2 separate regions of the Homo sapiens genome follow, and region 2 is linked to region 1. The links are chromatin loops, found by intact Hi-C in ENCODE. Cell type or tissue: dorsolateral prefrontal cortex. All regions are shown on one strand. Each heading gives the region's core, and the rest is flanking DNA. Links, peaks and the distances in the headings are about the cores only.

Evidence for each region. Hi-C counts contacts between places; a loop is a spot of excess contacts. Peaks named below come from ENCODE experiments on the same cell type or tissue, not always from the same donor. Only the 100,000 strongest peaks of a DNase experiment are listed, where the experiment ranks them.
Region 2: a loop joins it to region 1, with 1.8 times the contacts of the local background. A loop is called at or near these places in 2 of 110 quality-filtered maps.

The regions. Positions count from the first base shown.
Region 1 is chrX:18,440,704-18,450,473 of GRCh38, reverse strand. All of the region lies in intron 1 of CDKL5 (cyclin dependent kinase like 5), which reads right to left. Among named protein-coding and RNA genes, the nearest start is that of CDKL5, 20 kb to the right of the region's middle. RefSeq lists enhancers at 7,396-7,895, 7,896-8,397. In dorsolateral prefrontal cortex, for the core only: no CTCF peak of the experiment used is centred there; no DNase peak of the experiment used is centred there; H3K27me3 peaks cover 3,493 bases.
Region 2 is chrX:18,491,060-18,500,829 of GRCh38, reverse strand. The region is part of intron 1 of CDKL5 (cyclin dependent kinase like 5); the gene reads right to left. Among named protein-coding and RNA genes, the nearest start is that of CDKL5, 70 kb to the right of the region's middle. In dorsolateral prefrontal cortex, for the core only: no CTCF peak of the experiment used is centred there; no DNase peak of the experiment used is centred there; H3K27ac peaks cover 2,631 bases; H3K27me3 peaks cover 2,933 bases.

The DNA.
Region 1 (9,770 bases), core at 856-8,855:
AACAAGGGTTCAGTAAAAACAACTTTTTGTCTAAGGTGTGGAGTACTGTAGTCATTTTAATAATCTGGCAAAGAAGAAAGAATGAATAACAGGAACTAGTATTTAATGCTGCCTATTATGTACCAAGTACTGTGTTGGGCACTTCACCTATGTTATTTAGTTTAATTTTCACAGCCACCGCATGAGGTATGTATTAACCAAAAAACCAGGAGTAGATTTTCATTTTCCAAGAATCAGAACATAATAAATCTACACTAAAAACTGAGCAACATATCTTACATTTGGCAGCATCTGCTTATTTCACTTCAAAAGAATTAAGGGGACCGGGCCATATCTTACATTTGGCAGCATCTGCTTATTTCACTTCAAAAGAATTAAGGGGACCGGGCACAGTGGCTCATGCCTGTAATCCCAGCACTTTGGGAGGCCGAGGCGGGCAGATCACGAGGTCAAGAGATCGAGACCATCCTGGCCAACATGGTGAAACCCCGACTCTACTAAAAATACAAAAATTAGCTGCGCGTGGTGGCATGCGCCGGTAGTCCCAGCTACTCGGAAGGCCGAGGCAGGGGAATCGCTTGAACATGGGAGGTGGAGGTTGCAGTGAGCCAAGATTGCGCCACTGCACTCCAGCCTGGAGACAGAGTGAGCCTCCGTCTCCAAAAAAAAAAAAAAAGAATTAAGGGAATCGTATTAAGGGGAAAAAACTTTTATTAACATGAAAAGAAAATGCAGGAAAAAATATAAATGGGCAACAAATGAATCTTATAAATGTTCAATCTTACTAGTAATTTTTAAAATCCAACAAAAAAACAATAAGGAGAAACCATGCGGCCAGAATGGCCAACAGAGAAAAATTAACAGACTTTTCCTTCAGGAGAATCAGCAGTATTTCCTCTACATCTTTCACAAGTGTAGCACATTCCCATGTGAATCATCTACCATCACCACCCAGTGATTCTGGGGGGCGGCAGGGGGGAAGGGCAGGATATAAGGCCAGTATCTTAATAAAATGATCAAAGGTGTACACAATGATTCACTTTAAAAGACATTCTCGGCCATGATGTCTGCAATAGAGAAAAGGGGGAAACCCACGAAGACAGGGCACTGAAGCTCTACTTTAAAATGGCTGACCAAACACACATTTACCTTTCCTCCCACACCAAAACTCAGTGAAATAAGCGAAAGAAATAAAAAATTAATCCAGAGCAGCCCTGAGAATCTAGGAGATGCTCTCAGCACATAGATCAGTGAGGAATTCCAAGGAGCACTGAAGCAAGTTAAAATAGATGGCAAAACCCAAAGAAAACAGGCTCTCAGGCCGGGCGCAGTGGCTCACGCCTGTAATCCCAGCACTTTGGGAGGCCAAGGCGGGTGGGTCATGAGGTCAGGAGTTCAAGACCAGCTTGGCCAAGATGGTGAAATCCTGCCTCTACTAAAAATACAAAAAAATTAGCCAGTCATGGTGGCGGGCGCCTGTAATCCCAGCTACTCAGGAGGCTGAGGCAGAGAATTGCTTGAACCCAGGAGGCAGAGGTTGCAGTGAGCTGAGATCGTGCCACTGCACTCCAGCCTGGGCAACAGAGTGAGACTTCGTCTCAAAAATAAATAAATAAATTTAAAAAAATAAAGAAAAGAGGCTCTCCCTCCAAAGATACATTTTTCCAGAAGAACCCCTGAAAGGTAATAAAATAGAGGAAGTAGGGACTGAGGAAAGAAACAACTGAAGAGCTGTGAAACACCCTTGCCAATGTCCCCTCCCTACCTTCTTTCAACAAGACTAATGCAGCATTTACCAAGCCCTGGCTCTCTGAAATAATTCAGACATCCTTACTCCTCATAATGTTGAGGCCACAGAAGTGGGGCAAGGTGCCAATTAACTGTAGCTTCCATGAGGAATGGGGAATCTCACCACTCAGAAGGCAAGCAACCCACATATTCAATAGAAAAATACTGCATTCCAGGCAAAAGACAAAAAGTAAAGACATCAAGTATGAAACAAAATTGTATAGGAACCTATACGTGCCGGAGCATAGCGTATGAGGCAGAAGAGAGATGATGTGAGGTTGGAGAGGTGGGTGGGCAGAGACTATATCAAGGAGAGCCTGATGGGCAAAATAAGGGAATTCAGTCTTTCTCTTTCTGTTACCAAGACAGCACCAGTGCAGACTTTCAAGTAGGTGATATGACCTAAATCATATTTTATATCACATTGGCAACTGTAGATAATATATGAACTGGACAAGACCCCACTATCTGTCTTGGGAGCCCAGGTGGATCTCAGAAAACGAAGTTTGAGGAAAAGATGTACTTCACATTAGACATGCTGAGCGTAAGGTACCTATAGAATATTCAGGTGTAGATTTCCAGCAGATTACAAGAGACACTAAAGCCTGGAGGGGAAAAGTCATGGAAGAATTTAAGCCGGGCATGGTGGCTGATGCATGTAATCCCAGTACTTTGGGAGGTCAAGGCAGTTGGATCGCTTAAACCAGGAGTTCTGAGACCAGCCTGGGCAACACAGAGAAACCCCGTTTTTACAGGGTGAGGATACAGTGAGCTGTGATCATGCCATTGCACTCCAGCCAGGGAAACAGAGTGAGACCCTGTCTCAAAAAGAAAAAAAAAAAGAATTTAGAAATTTAGAAAAACATCTGTATATAAGTGCAACTGAAATCCTTGGGGTAACTAAGGTACTTCATGGAGACAATGACCTATGATAATTCTTGGCTAAGAAGTCAAAACCAGGTAACAGCAGTGTGTAAGGAGTAAGTAGATCATCAAGAAGCCCACACAGGAGGGAGGGAAAGAAATACAAGAGAAGGACATGGAGAACAAGGATGACAATGGAATACATTGGTTCAAGGGGATAGTGATTAACAGTGTCAGGTGCAACAAAAATGTCAAGTAAAATTAGGACTAAATGAATCCACTAGATGCAGCACACAAGAGGTCACAGGCATTCTCAGCAAAAACAGTTTAAGCAGCGGTGGGGGTGGGAAGCCAGAAAGCAACAGCTAAAATTTGAAGAGTGAATGAGAGACTACGTGTAAATCGCTCTTTCAGAAGTTTCAGTGAGAAGGGGAGAAGTTAGGTAGCTAGGAGAGGATTGGACATGTGGTTCAGGGAAGGTTTCCTAGGATGAGAATCTTAGGCATAAGATAATGGGCAGAGAAAAACGAAGGAGTCAAAAGTGAGACCCTGAGGATGCAGCAACATTACTCAACCCAGGCACTACTGACATTGTGGACCAGGTAATCCTTTGTCATGGGGCTGTCCTGTACATTGTAGGATATCTACACGCCTCTACCCGTTAGATGCTAGCAGCACATGCATCACCACCACCCCCCAATTGTGACAACCAAAAATGTCTGCAGACACTGCCAAATGTCTCCTGGAGGCAAAATCTTCACCCCTCCTCCCCAAGTGGACAGCCACTGGGAACAGAATGGGGAGAATGAAGGGGAATAACTGATGAGAAAAGACTGCCAAAGAAGCAGCAGTGAAGCCTAAGGCTCCTGGCAAAGGACTGCCTCAAACAGCAGAAGAAGCATCTCATCCCCTGAGACAGGAGGAGAGGGCAACTCTGGAGAAGCAGGGATGACAAACTGGTAGAAGTGTGAAGAAAATCAACCAGATGGCTCAAAGTTCTCAGTGAAGTGGAGGCAAGGTCATGTGCTGAGTATGAGTGGTGATATTTAGTGGCAGATTTGAAAACAGTGGCTAGAGTTTGTAACAACTGTTGGGGTCTGGTAGCTGGCAGGTCACACCAGGGAATACCGACTGGGGTTGGAAAACAGCATACTCCCTTCTTCACTGAGAACGTTAAAATGTATTATACCTTCCCACAGAAATCACATACTGTATATTGATTACAGTCCCAAAGAACTCACAAGTCTATATGAATTTCAACTGCATAAAGGAGAGAACAGACTCCTCAGGCTCACCTGGGAAACAAATCCATTTTTTAAATAACATAGTTCCTATCAGATAATGTGAACTGTGTTCTATACAATCAATGTCCAAAAGAACTTTTGGTAAATAACCTGTTCAAGGTGGGGGTTGTCTGTGGTTACAACTACTTCCCAGTTTTGTTTTTTTGTTTTTTTGTTTTTTTTTTCTGAGACAGAGTTTTGTTCTTGTTGCCCAGGCTGGAGTGCAATGGCGTGGTCTCAGCTCACGGACTGCAACCTCTGCCTCCCAGGTTCAAGCGATTCTCCTGCCTCAGCCTCCCATTACAGGTGCCCGCCCACCATCCCTGGCTAATTTTTTTTTTTTTTTTTTGTATTTTTAGTAGAGACGGGGTTTCACCACGTTGGCCAGGCTGGTCTCAAACTCCTGACCTCAGGTGATCTGCCCACCTCGGCCTCCCAAAGTGCTGGGATTACAAGCCTACTTTCTTGTTCTTAACTGGTAGAACTACTTCCTGATCAACAGTCAGGAAGAAAATAGAATAGAAAGGAGTGGCTGCAAAGACAGAAAAACGTATTAAATGAGATTCTTCATATGATAAACACCTGCTCACCCCTGCCCTCTAAATCAAGGGCTGCAAATGCAAATGATTACAGGACCAGGAAACTGGAGAAGTTTCCTGTATTAGTCCATTCTCACACTGCTTTAAAGATACTACCCAAGATTGGGTAATTTATTTTATAAAGGAAAAAGGTTGAATTGACCCCCAGTTCCGTATGGCTGGGGAGGCCTCAGGAAACTTAACAATCATGGCAGAAGGGGAAGCAGGCACCTTCTCCACAAGGCAGCAGGGCACAGAGTGTAAAGGGTGAAGAGCCCCTTATAAAATCATCAGATCTCATGAGAACTCACAGGAACAGCACGGGGGAAACCGCCCCCATGATCCAGTCACTTCCCACTAAGTCCCTCCCCTTGACATGTGGGGATTACAATTCGAGATCAGATTTGGGTGGAGATACTGAGCCAAAGTATTATCAGTTGCCTGAAGCCTGTGCATGGGAAAGAAGCTGGAGGTGAACCACTAGCACAAAGACAAAGACATAAAGGACTGTCCTTGAGTGAAAAAATAAAAAGAAAAGCTACAAGCACCAGCCCAGCGCTGTGCAGAGAAAGTGACCCAAACAGGCTGGATGCGGTGGCTCATGCCTGTAATCCCAGCACTTTGGGAGGCTGAGGCGGGCAGATCCCTTGAGGTCAGGAGTCCGAGACCAGCCTGACCAACATGGTGAAACCCTGTCTCTACTAAAAATACAAAAATTAGCAGGGCGTGGTGGCGTGTGCCTGTAATCCCAGCTACTCAAGAGGCTGAGGCAGGAGAATCACTTGAACCCGGGAACCAGAGGATGCAGTGAGCTGAGATCGTGCCATTGCACTCCAGCCTAGGCAACAGAGCAAGGCTCCGTCTCAAAAAAAAAAAAAAAAAAAGTGACCCAAACAGAAGGGAAAACCCCAAGTCTGTTCTACACAAATATGGAGTCAAAATTTACACTACTTTCCAGGTGCTGGAGACCCATCTGAGAATAGACCAAAACCTCTCTAGACGCAGTGAACCCAAAGGGTCCCATCAGAGACAAATGCAAAACTAGACCAAAAGAGCATTCCACAACCCGGGCATAGGCAAACAATCGTTAAATTGTCAAATACTGCACACCACACGGAGAAACAGCAAAAATCTTGGAGGGAAGAAGGGAAGCCAAATGGGAGATTTCATTCCTCAAAAATTACAGCTAAGAAAATAATCCAAAGAGGACTTAAACATAACTATATTTTTAAATGTCCAAAGAAAATGCTCTTATGAAAATTTAAAAGCTGATTTGAAAGAAAATTTAAATACAGGTTTGAAAGAAAATGTAACAGAAATTCTTAAATTTGAAAATATATTCGAGGTGGGGCACAGTGGCTCATGCCTGTACATCCCAGCACTTTGGGGGACCAAGGTGGGAGGATCACTTGAGACCAAGAGTTCAACACCAACCTGGGCAACACAGCAAGATCCTATCTTTAAAACATGTATATATATGTTTGTACACACATATATATTTGTATATTTGTATAAATATCAATATTTATATATTTGACTATATATAGCCAAATGTTTTTAGTGAAACCCTCAATAAGTTAACAAATTAACTGCACAGCCAAAGAGGAAATTAGTGAATCGTATGATAGATGTCAAGAGATTAGCCAGAAGAGATAGAAATGTAAATTAAACAACACGAAGGATGTGATGAAAAATCCCAAAACATATCTAAATAATGGTTCCATAAATGGAAAATGGAGACGAAACTATTTTAAAAGATAATGGCTAAGATTTTCTCCCACAGCTGAAGACATCAGGGGTCCTCAGACTAATGGAATACATCAAATAAAAGCAGGATACATAAAACAAATCCACACCTAGAGATATCGCAAAAAAAAAAAACCCTGAAGATCAAAAAAACAAGGAAATAAACAGCAACTCAAAAGTACTGTAAATAAAAAATAAATAAATAAACAAGGAAAAGCTCTTAAAAGTAGCTCAAGAGGAGAGAGAATTACTTACCTACAACGAAATTACAACTAAACTGACTGTTGACTTGTCATTAGCAAATAAAACTAGGCCAGGTGCAGTGGTTCACACCTGTAATCCCAGATCTTTGGGAGGCTGAGGAGGATCACTTGAAGCCAGGAGTTCCAGACCAGCCTAGACCAAAAAACTAAAAATTAACGGGAGCTAAATGATAAGAACTTATGAACACAAGGAAACAACAGAAATTGGGGACTACCTGAGGGTGGAGGATGGGAGGAGGGAGAGGAGCAGAAAAAATGACTATTGGGTACTGGGCTTAATACCTGGGTGATGAAATAATCTGTACAACAAACCCCTAAGACATGTGTTTACCTATGTAACAAACCTTCAGGTGTACCCCCAAACCTAAAATAAAAGTTAAACAAAATTTAAAAATCTGTCAAAACACAAAAGAATAACATTAACTATCCCCCTCTACCTGAGGGGAAGGGTGAGAGGAAGGAGAGGAGCAGAAAAGATAACTACTAGGTACTGGGCTTATTACCTGGATGATGAAATAATATGTACAACAAACCCCTGTGACATGTGTTTACCTATGTAACAAAACTTCACATGTAGCCCCAAACTTAAAAGTTAAAAAAAATTTACAAATTTGTCAAAACACAAGAGAATAACATCAAAGTACTCGGGGAAAGGAATTAACCCAAAATTCTGGACCCAGCTCAACAACCATTCAAGGGAAAAAGTGAAGTACAGACACTTTCACAAACACCAAAACCAAATTTACTATTAAGGGGCCCTTACTGAAATAATTAAGAACATTTTTTAATAAAGAAGGAAGAAACTGAACCAAGAAGGAAGAAATGGAGTGAAGGAAGAATGGTGAGCAAAGAAACCTGAAAAGCACATGAGTAAATATTCACTATTTTTATTGGTGTAAGGTGGCTTAAATAAGGCAAAACTAACACATAAATAACATTAACATGGAAGAGGGGCTGACGGTTAAGGAGTAAATCATTCCAAACTCTTGGTCTTATTCAGGAGGACAGGAATAATAATTAAGCTTAGACTTAAGGAAACGCTCATGTTAAAATTTTAAGAGTAACCAAATTTCTGGCTTAAACCCTGGAATAAGAGAACTACAATGAAAAAGAGCTGAACTAATTTCAAATTCAAGACTTTCTTTAAACCCAACAGAGCGCTAGGCGCGGTGGCTCACACCTGTAATCCCAGCACTTTGGGAGGCCGAGGCGGGCGGATCACGAGGTCAAGAGATTGAGATCATCCTGGCTAACATGGTGAAACCCCGTCTCTACCAAAAATACAAAAAAAGTAGCCGGGCGTGGAGGCGGGCACCTGTAGTCCCAGCTACTCGGGAGGCTGAGGCAGGAGAATGGCGTGAACCCGGGAGGCGGAGCTTGCAGTGAGCCGAGATCGCGCCACAGCACTTCAGCCTGGGCGAAAGAGCGAAACTCCGCCTCAAAACAAAACAAAACAAAACAAAACAAAACAAAACAAAACAAAAAAACCAACAGAGCAACCAGTTGGCTCAAAAACTAAGGAGAGTACCTGAAGGGAGAGAGGAGACGACCATGTGCTCGCCTGTTGGAGAGTACAGCTGGACACCAAAAAGAACGGGTAGAAGAGTCAGTAAATGCGTGAAATCCAATGTGGCTTGCTGAAAAGATAGTGTGAAACCACTGGGGGTCACAGAAATTGAGGATATGATACCTCAACTTCCTGTAGGGTCTTCCTCCTCCAACTCCCCCACCCCACTCACTCAGAGCTCTAAAGAGTCCTGAGGTAGGCTCATTGTGATGCAAACCTGGGGGTGGGCAGCAGCTAAGCCTGAGAGGCTGGACACTACCCTCAGATCACTCTCCCCTATCTCCACTCAGGAAGACAAGCCTTCACTGTGACAGAAAGGACAATGGTTACTTCTACCCTTAAGACAATAGTGAAAAATCAGAGCAGCAGGGAGGAGGGGTGGGGGCCCAAGTCCTGGGAGAGGGGTAGGATTCCACATTGAGCCCAATACAACAGCCAGGGAAGGGGCAAGATCCTGAGAGTCAGGCCTGAAACTGAGGCTTAATCAAGAACAGAGACCACATCCTATCACCCCTCCCCACCTCCAAGCAAACAAACTTCCAGGAACAGTAAGAGCAGAATATCACTGAGAAAGGGACGGGAGAAAATCAAGAGTATGTAAAGAGACCCTCACTAAAGCACACTTCGAAGGGGAGACCTGAAATTTAGACTGGAACAGACACTGTTCTGGTAAACCAATTCCCACCCTGATCACAAAGTATCTCTAAGAGAATTTGAAAACTGGGGTACACTAGGTTAACCATAACAACACAAAAAAACTCAAATCCAGCCCAATGTAACAGTGAAAAGGAAGCCTAGCATGACTAACATCATTTTGCTTCTAAGCCCCCCCACCACCACCCAGTGAAACCATCTAACTATGGGAGAAATTCAGTTTATAGTTTAAAGCAAATAGTCCCTTCTGAAAACCCCTGAAGAGATAGGGGCAGTGTACACACAAGTAACAACGTTGTTAATGATTTTTTTTTTTGAGACAGGGTCTCACTCTGTCACCCAGGCTAGAGTGCAGTGGTGCAATCATGGCTCACTGCAGCCTCGACCTCCTGGGCTCAGGTGATCCTCCCACCTCAGCCTCCTGAGTAGCGGGACTACAGGTGTGTGCCACCACACCCAGCTAATTTTTGTATTTTTGATAGAGACGGTGTTTCACCATGTTGCCCAGGCTGGTCTTGAACTCCTAGACTCAAGTTATCTGCCTGACTCGGCTTCCCAAAGTGCTAGGATTACAGGAGTGAGCCACCATGCCCAGCCATGTTAAAGATTTATAGTATTGTGACCTGACCAAGGACAAAGAAGTTTCACAACCTCCACAGACCCTCACTGCCACCTAGATGTCTGTGGTCATCATAGTCATCTCTTGACCTCAACCTCCTCCCTCTTCCCTCTTCCTCTAACATAAAAGGAGGCGAAAATTCATATTAAGATGGTTCTTTCGGACATTACTAGTCCACCATCTTCTCAGGTTGCTGGCTCTCCAAATAAGGTTGCTTTCTTTGCGCCAACACCTTGTCTCTTAACTTATTGGCTGTCATTTGGTGAGTAGTACAACCTTGGACTTGGCTACACCAATTCCTAACTAGATTAACTCAAATACCAGCACTAACGGCCTAGCAGAAGGAAAGACATACCCATTTAAAGACACAAAGATTATATGGAGGCTGAAGTGGGTGGATCACCTGAG
Region 2 (9,770 bases), core at 1,085-9,084, 50 kb before region 1:
GTGAGTGGATACTTATCTTGGATGTCAAGAATGGTCTTTTAAATACCAGTATTCATACTGAAGAAAAAAATTATGCCATATTGGATTTAGCTGCAATTTTATATGAATATAACTGATTAATCTTTTTTTTTAAGGCATAAAAACTAAAACGTTTTAGTTCTGGTGATGGCAAACTACATATCTTGGATGAAATGTCCCTTTACAGACAAATACAAATGCTAGAGGGAATACTTTTCAGAAACATCTTAAAAGCTCCAAACACTTAACAAGATTGTGAAGAATTACCTGGCTAAAATCAAAGCAATCAAAGCAAAAGAATAGAATCCAGAGAGATAATCCAAACCACCCAAAACTATTTTAGCTTTTCTGGTATTTGAAGATCCAGAAAATGAGAGAAAAACAGGTTTGCTCTTGAAATCGTTAGAGATCAAGGAACACAAAATTCAAAGTCAAGGGTGTCTCAAAATGAGAAAGTTTGTTAGCAATAATTTATTGTATATTTCAAAATAACTAAAAGAGTGGAATTGGGAGGTTCCTAACACAAAGAAATGATAAATGCTTGAAATGATGGATACCCCAATTACCCTGATCATTACATATTGTATGCTTGTATCAAAATATAACATGTATCCCATAAATATATACAACTATTAAGTAGCTATAATCATTAAAAATAAAATTTTTATAAATAAGGAGAAAGTTTGATAAATCACCACTCACTTGAAGCCAAAACCCCAGAATATACTCCCAGGATAAGAAAAAACAGAAATAAATCAGCCCTTGGACAAACTTGAACTGTAGGTTTATGTCATCTGGGCGATCTAGATAAAATCTTTAAATGTACTTTGGATTAAGGTGGTTCCACATTCAGATTGTTAAAGCCACCAGTTGTCTGGGTGAAACAAAGAAAAAAAGCAACGCTCTGAGGGAAGATGGCATCAACCAGGCCTCACAATACTGCTACAGATAGTTTCTCATTTACAATGTGCAGTACATAATCAAAGATGGCCAAACACGCAAGGTAAGATACCACGAACAAGAACCAATAGAAACAACTGAAAAAGAAAATGATCCCAAAAGACTTTGGGTCAGGGATAGCCTATAAATGATCAGCAATAGCCTACAAAACAACGGTAGGGTTGATGCAATAAAAACCAGACTGGCCGGGTGCAGTGGCTCACGCCTGTAATCCCAGCACTTTAGGAGGCCGAGGCCGAGGCGGGTGGATCACGAGGTCAGGAGATCCAGACCATCCTGGTTAACATGGTGAAACCCTGTCTCTACTGAAAAAATACAAAAAAATTAGCCGGGCATTGTGGTGGGCGCCTGTAGTCCCAGCTACTCGGGAGGCTGAGGCAGGAGAATGGCATGAACCCGGGAGGCGGAGCTTACAGTGAGCCGAGATCGAGCCACTGCACTCTAGCCTCGGCGACAGAGCGAGACTCCATCTCAAAAAAAAAAAAAAAAACAAAGACTGAACATTGTGACAGAACTAAAAGGTCCAAAAGGTGAAAGATCAAACTATAAAAATAAATTAGAATGCTAGATAGAGAGCATAACAAAAAAAGAGAACTAAATGAAAGAGAAAAATATTAGGATAAAGAAGACATTGAACATGTTTTTAAAATTTGACCAAATGAACATATCAACTATAGCAAAGAACTGCAAAATATCTTTTTCTCCTCTCCAAGCACACATACAACATTCACAAAAACTGATCATATGCTAGGCCATAAAGCAATTCAAAATAAATTACAAGGGCCGGGCACAGTGGCTCGGGCCTGTAATCCCAGTATTTTGGGAGGCTGAGGTAGGCAGATTACTTGAGGCCAGGAGTTCGAGACCAGCCTGGTTAACATGGTGAAATCCTGTCTCTACTAAAAACACAAAACTTAGCCAGGTGTGATGACCACGTGCCTGTAGTCCCAGCTACTCAGGAGGCTGAGGCACGAGAATCACAGAGGATGCAGTGAGCCAAATGGCGCCACTGCACTCCAGCCTGAGCAACAGAGCAAAACTCCATCTCAAAAATAAATAAATAAATAAAATAAATTACAAGGACTGAAGTAAAAGGATGGTCTCTTTCCACAACTAAAGTTGATCAATCACAAAAGAAGTAGTTAGAAAATAATTCTTATGTTTGGAAATAAATACACTCCCAAAATAATCCATATGTCAATCAAGGAAGAAAACATAATACACTTAACAATAACAAAAATACAAATCTATAGAAAGAAAACAATGCTTAAGGAGGAAATTGAGAATCTTATATGCATATATCAGAAAATACTAAAAACTGGAAACATGAACTAAGCATCAAACTCAAGAGGCTAAACAAAAGAAACACAAAATGAGCCCAATGAAAATGTGAAGAAAGAAATGAGTAAGAGCAAAAATTCATGAAACAGAAAACACAAGTAATAAAAAGATCAGGCTGGGAACCTACAGAACTGTGAGCTAATAATATATGGTGTCTTAACATGGCTAAGCATGTGGTAAGTTATTATGCAACAGAAAACTGATACAACAGCATTGTTTCTTTTATATACAGTTTAAAAACAGGCAAAGCTGAACTATAAACTATATTAAGTATGTACATGTAAGTGGTAACTGTATAAAAAAGTGATCAAGGAAGTGTTTATTGTAAAAAAATCAGGATATTAATTACCTCTAAGGAGGGACTGAGATTGAGAAAAGACATATGGCAGCCCGGCATTTTGGAAGGCTGAGGCGGCACTTTGGAAGGCTGAGGCGGAAGGATCACTTAAACCCAGGAGTTTGAGACCAGCCTGGGCAACATAATGAGACCTTGTCTCTACAACAACTTTTTTTTTTTTTTTTTAATTAGCTGGGCGTTGGTGGCGAACACCTCTAGTCCCAGCTACTTGGGAGGCTGAAGTGGGAGGATTCCTTGAGCCTAGGTGATCACAGCTGCGGTGAGCCGTGATTGTGCACTGTGCACTGTGCACTGCCGGGGTGACAGAGAAAGAAAGGAAAGAAAGGAAGGAAGAAAGGGAAAGAGAAAGGGAAAGGGAAAGGCTAGACAAGACAACACAACACAACACAACACAGGAGGGGTTCCTGGGGCACTATTTCTATGTCTTGAGTGATGGTTAAATAGACATTCACTTATAATTGTTCATTAGAGTATATACTTATGTTTAATGTATTTCTACGTTGTTATATTCCATTATAAAACAAGCTTTTAAGACCTCAGAATATTTCTGATAATGATTTCATATATAAATAGTTCCTTCGTCATTTATATGGTATTAAAAAATAATTTTTATCAAAGACAAAGCATTGCAGTATCACATTAAACAAGAAAGTTTAACTGTTCTCTCTCTCGGAAGTTCAAGACACCACATAATGCACTATGTTTAGTGCTGGGTATCACAACAACAAAACCAAAAATTGCCAACAACTGATAACCTGGATAGTGACCACTCACCTAAAACCATGCCAGATGAGGAACTGGTAAGGAAACCAGGTGAGTTTGGCCTCAGTGAGAGATGACTGACATCCAAATGTCTGAAGACTTTGGAAAAAATGGAATCGAGCCAGTGATTTATTCCAGGGGACAGAACTAAGTTCAGTAGTAGAAGCAAAAAGGAGACAAATTTCAGCTCAGTAGTGATTGGAACATGTAAACCAAAAATAAAATCCTAAATTAGCCGGGGGTGGTGGCGTATGTCTGCAATCCCAGCTACTCGGGAGGCTGAGGCAGGAGAATTGCTTGAACCCAGGAGGCAGAGGTTACAGTAAGCCGAGATAGCGCCACTGCACTCCAGCCTGGAAAACAGAGCAAGACTCCATCTCAAAAAGAAAAAAAAAAAAATCCTAAACCCCCCAGCTGACTGAACAAACTCCTTCTTGGCCAAGGGCACCCCAGAGAAACCTGAAAAACTGAATTCCCAGCCAGGAAGAGAGGTCAGACATACCTCGTTATACTCCCTCTTTTTGGATGGCGATCCTAAGACTGGCAAACCAGACACTGTGGCAATAAGATAACAAATTATAAACAACACCTAAGGTCAGGCAAAGCAGGGGTTAAGTCACGCCCTACAAACCATAAAGCCTCATCAGAGATGATTAACCTAGTATAAAGTATAATGTGGCTTACTTTCCAATCTGACTGTGTTATAGCATCACATGACAAATAGCAGACCCTGAAGGCAATCAAAATATTTTACCCCAAAATATATTTCTTTGACATATTTTAAAATAACTGTCACGGGGCCAACAGAATCTCCATAGTGCAGCCAAGCCTTCCCTTTCTGGGCCTTTCCCCCAACCTAGGAGACATTAACTGAGAGCCTGACACCTTTAAGGTCTGAAAAGAGACATTTACCATCTATTCTCCCTGAAAGCTGCTACCTATGAGGCTTTACTACATAACAAGAACCTTGGCCTCCACAACCCCCTTATCTTAACTTTACCATTTCTTTCTACTGACTTCAAGTCTTTAGAAAAAGCTTAACTCTTTCAACCAACTGCGAATCAGAAAATCCTTTAATCCACCTATGATCCCCCACTACCTTGGCTGAACCAATGTACATCATCCTCCAAGTACTGACTGATGATTTTACCTACAATTCTCTCCCTAAAACATATAAAAGCAGACTGCAATCTGATAGCCTAGGACATATTTTGTCAGGGCTCTTGAGACTGTTCCCCAGACCATGGTCACTCACATTAGCTCAGAATAAACCTCTTTAAAATATTTTACAGAGTTTGGTTTTAACATTAACAAAATGATCAATCATCAATGGTTATTCATTCATTCTCATTTTTGTCATACTTGTCAGATGCCTACAATGGGACAGCCACTATTGTAGATACTTCAGGATATAGCGGTGAACAACATGGACCATGCTCCTGCTCTCATGGAGCTAAAGGAGATAGACAATAAATATGATAATTTCAGACAGTGACAAGTATTATAAGGAAATAAAACAGAGTCTTATGATAGAGTTATGGCAGTTGGGAAGGGGAGAGGTCCTTTAGGTAGGAGATCTGGGGAAGGTTGTCTGAGAAGGCAGTATTTCAGAGAAATCTGTCCCATGTAAAAATTCCAAGCCACCAGGGCTATGAGAAGAGTGTTCAAGGCAGTACAAAGAGTCTTAGAGAGTTTGATAAATTCAAGGAACACAGAAGGCCTGTATATCTGAAGCAGAACAGACAAGGAGGAACCTCGCAAGAGGCAGGAAGGGGCCTCTGTAAACAGTTTGTCCCTGGTAGAAAGGAATCCTGTACTAAACTAGATGCCCTCTAAGGTACCTACTAAAGTGAAGATTCTAACTCCCTCAAAAATTGTTTGCGTTTTTGATTACCAGTCACTAACTGTGTAAACAAATAACCAAATGCATTTTAGGTTGGATTTGACTCACACTAAGAAAATACATGTAAAATTAAGCAATGTTTCTGTATTAGCAAACAAGCAGGTATCTAAAGAACTGACAGAAACGTAGGCTTATAATTTATTTCATAGATTATTAGTATTGAATTTAAGAGCTGCCTGGGCCTTGAATGTTTTCTTTGTTACTGAAATTATAATCTTCATCTCAACGGGTCTTTTCTTCTTCCCAAAGAGAGTACAAAATCAGTTGAATCATGAGTTTTGTTTTTGTTCCTGGCATTGTTTTTACACATCCAAATGAGAGAACCATTTTGTCACTGAAAATTGCATAGGAATACATTTGGTACATGACTAAACTTCTGTTATAATAAGAGAGTTCAAATGGTTGGAAAGCATCTTAAAACTCAAGATCCACATACAGAAGAAAACCATTTCTATGGAAGGCACGGCCTTGTGAAAAACACCCTAATTAATTACCCTTTTGTAAAGACTTCTCCATGCTGAATACAAGCAAGGAGATGAAGCACTCCTACTTAGTTTTCTTTCTAGATGGGACCATCTGACCCATAATTAATAGGATCTTCATTTTGCTTTATTCTCCCAAAAGTGGAGAGTAACTTGATTTATCAATCCATCCTTTATAATTCAGTCCCCCCTTATTAAATCAAACAGATATTTGATTATCATGAGTTATACACAATTTACTAGCATAAAAATTTCAAACTACCAAATATGTTATGTGCCTCCCTACCCTTGACCTTCAGAATCCTTCCACAAGGGAGGAAATCCAGTATCAACCCAATGTATCTTCTACCAGCTACTTGATACTTCTCCCAGCACTGCCAATCCTCCTAAACTCCCAGCCCTTCCTAATATGAGGGTCTTTGGATTCAGATTGAAAAACAGAGCTAAGGCTGGGCTGGGTGGCTAACGCCTGTAATCCCAGCACTATGGGAGGCCAAGGCGGGTGGATCACCTGAGGTCAGGCATTAGAGACCAGCCTGGCCAACGTGGCAAAAACCCCATCTCTACTAAAAAAAAAAGAAATACAAAAAATTAACGGGGTATGGTGGCACATGCCTGTAATCCCAGCTACTTGGAAGGCTGAGGCAGGAGAATCACTTGAACCCAGGAGGCGGAGGTTGCAGTGAGCCAAGATCTTGCCATTGCACTCCAGCCTGGGCGACGGAGCAAGACTTTGTCCCCAAAAAAAAAGAAAGAAAGAAAAAGAAAAACAGAGCTAAAATGGGATCAGAGCCAGGGGCGCTGGCTCACGCCTGTAATCCCACCACTTTGGGACGCTGAGGCAGGCCAATCGCTTGACTCCAGGAGTTTGAGACCAGCCTGGGCAACATGGCAAAACCCTGCATCTACAAAAAATTAACCAAGCGTGGTGGTGCATGCCTGAGTCCCAGCTACTCCCAGCTACTCAGGAGGCTGAGGTGGGAGAATCATTTGAACACAGGAAGTCGAAGCTGCAGAGAGCCATGATCACGCCACTGCACTCTAGCCTGGGTGATGAGCAAGACCCTGCCTCAATAAAATAGGATCAGAGAAACTCAGAGTTCATACTAAAACTGTACTATTTCAGATACCCTATTGGTTAAAAGGATTTTGAAGACATCTTCATGAAAATATAAAGATCAATTTTAACACGGTTTCTTTGGGGTAATATTTTCTGAACTGCAAATTCTAAGTAACTGAATTTAAAATAAACTTACAGAAGTTGGGGACCACCTAGATTTTGCTGGATTGATGTGGGTCAGAAAATGTGGTCTGAGTTATTGTCCTCAACTCCAAGAAAAATAAACTTCACATGAAAAAGGAATGGAAGGAACTGAAGTCCAAGACTTGAAGAACACCTACAGGCTTTAAATGAATTCAAGACCATTGACCTGGATAAATTTCATGTTTGAAATGCTTTAAGACTTTCAAAATGGAATTGCTGAAATTTAGTAGTCTTGGGAAAATCACAGGGAAAAGAAGAGGAGAACAAAGACTGGCCAAGAGCAAATGTCCCATTTTCCAGAAAGGGCAAAACAGTACATTCTGTAAACTCTACACCTAAGGGTTTATAGTTAAGCAATCATTCAATGTTTTGAGAGCTAACCATGTACCGGGTACTATGATAGATTCTGGGACATAACAGTAAAGAAAACAGACAAGATCCCTATCTCATAGAGCTTAATCAAAGACTCACACAGTAAGTATAAAACAGTAAATATTAGTGCTATGAAAGAGATATAAGTTGCTGGAAGGGCTTATGACAGGGGTTTCCCACCTATTAGGAAGAGTTGTTGGCTCTCTTAGAGAAAGCAATTAGTGAGCTGAGGCCTGTAGAATAATTCAACATAAACTCATGGAAGAAGGGGGATGCTCCAGGAGAAAATAATTTATGCTAAAGCCCCAAGTCAGGAGGGAACAGGGTGACACAAGAGACCCACAGGTGAGGTGGGGAGGGGTGGGGGTCAATAACATAGTACAAGGTGAGGCTGGAGAAACAGCAGGTTGGGCTATTTCAAGAAGCATAATCTTTGCCATGGGACATAAGGACTTACAGGAGGGTTTTGAACAAGAATAGGAGGGGTGGATTCAGGGAGTGGTATGACAATCTGATTATTTGCAGTTTGAAAAGATCACATAAGCTACAGAGTAGAGAATGGCTCAGTACCTGGAACGGGAGACATCAGTTTTGGGGTAGAACAGCTAGGAAGCCATGGCAGCCACCCAGGTGAAAGATAAGGGGAGGATGGACTAAATTGGTGGATATTAAGAGAAATGAATAGATTTGGGACATGTTGGAGAGGAAGTCAATACCACTGAGGATGGATTAGAGACAGGGAGGGAGGGAAAGAGGAGGCAAGGATAACTTCTTGGTTTTGGGCTTGGGCTATGTATGAGTAGAGACACATGAGAGGTGCTGTTTCTTCACTGAGGAAGACTAGAAGAGAAGGAGGTTAAAGGAAGGATAGAAATCCAAGGTTCCATTTGTCAAGTTAAGGTTGAGTTTAGATATCCATAAAAATGGAAAAGGTACAAACTACAGGAAAAATAGAAATGAAAACCTGAGGAAAAGAATCTGCAACTTATATCACAAAGTTAAACTCAATACACAGAAGGCTACTCCTGCTCATTAAGAGGGGCGGAAACCCAATTTTTAAAATGGGCAAAGTGATATGAACAAATAGTTCAGAGAAAAAGAAACACAAATGGCTCTTAAACATAAAAAAGTTACTCAAATTTACATATAATACAAATAGAAGATTAAAACCACACTGAGATACAATTTTTTACATTAGCAAAAACCAAAAATAACATACCATGCTGATGAGAGCATGAGAGAATTAAGCTTGCTCATACACTGCTGGTGGGAATATATATCAAATTGGAAACCAATTTGATAAAATCCTTCAAAACTAAAAACATATTCTAATGACACAGCAATTACATTTCCAGAATTTATCCCCAGAAACACATACACACACACCACATAATGTATACATACATTATTCACTGCAACATTGTTTGCAAAAACAAGAATGGAAACAGTCTAAATACACATCAACAAGGGCCTAGTTAAATGAATTACAGTACACCCATTCAAATATTTTAAGCTAGAGAGAGAAGTGAAATATGTATGTACAGTACTCTAATCAGCATTTCATAAATTTTAGCTATGTCATCATTAATTTATTATCCAACAAATTAAAATTGTGCTTAAAACTATTTTAATTAAATATCACGTATCTTTTTTGTATCCTGTGGTTCAATATAAGATTATATTGAAAAAAAGGAGTTACTGTTTTTAAAAGTTTGAAAATCCGCTAATTAAAAAGTATAAAAGTACATGGTAGAGGTTATTGATCCTGAAGACATGACGAGATTTCAAACACTGTCAATGACATGGAAAATTCACAAAGGGAGCTTCCAGGCTAAACTTTGTTAATATTTTGAAAAACAGACCCTCTTATCAAGTCTTCAGACTCCTGGTCCTTGTGGCTATAAACTGCAAACTACATGAGAGATTTTCTGAAACCTAGGTTTCTTTCACCAAGCCAAACTATCAGATTTATGGTTGATCTTGACAACTTTTGTTTCCTCATTTAAAAAATAAGGCTCCTCAGTTGGACGATCTCCAAGTTCCTTTTTAGCTTTCAAGTCCCACAATTTAATTCTAAACACTAGGACCCTTTCAAATTGAAAATGAGCACAAAAATCCTCAATAAATAAATGTCAATTCCTAAGGCACCAATATAAAATATATAAAGCCTACCCTCTTTTTTCATTACGGTTCCAAATCATTTACCAAGGTAAGCTTCCAGAGCAATTGAGTAAATTCATTCTAAACAAGGGAAGGCACGGAGTGATTATCTTTCAGCATATTTCAGAGAAACAGGAAAAACAAAGTAAG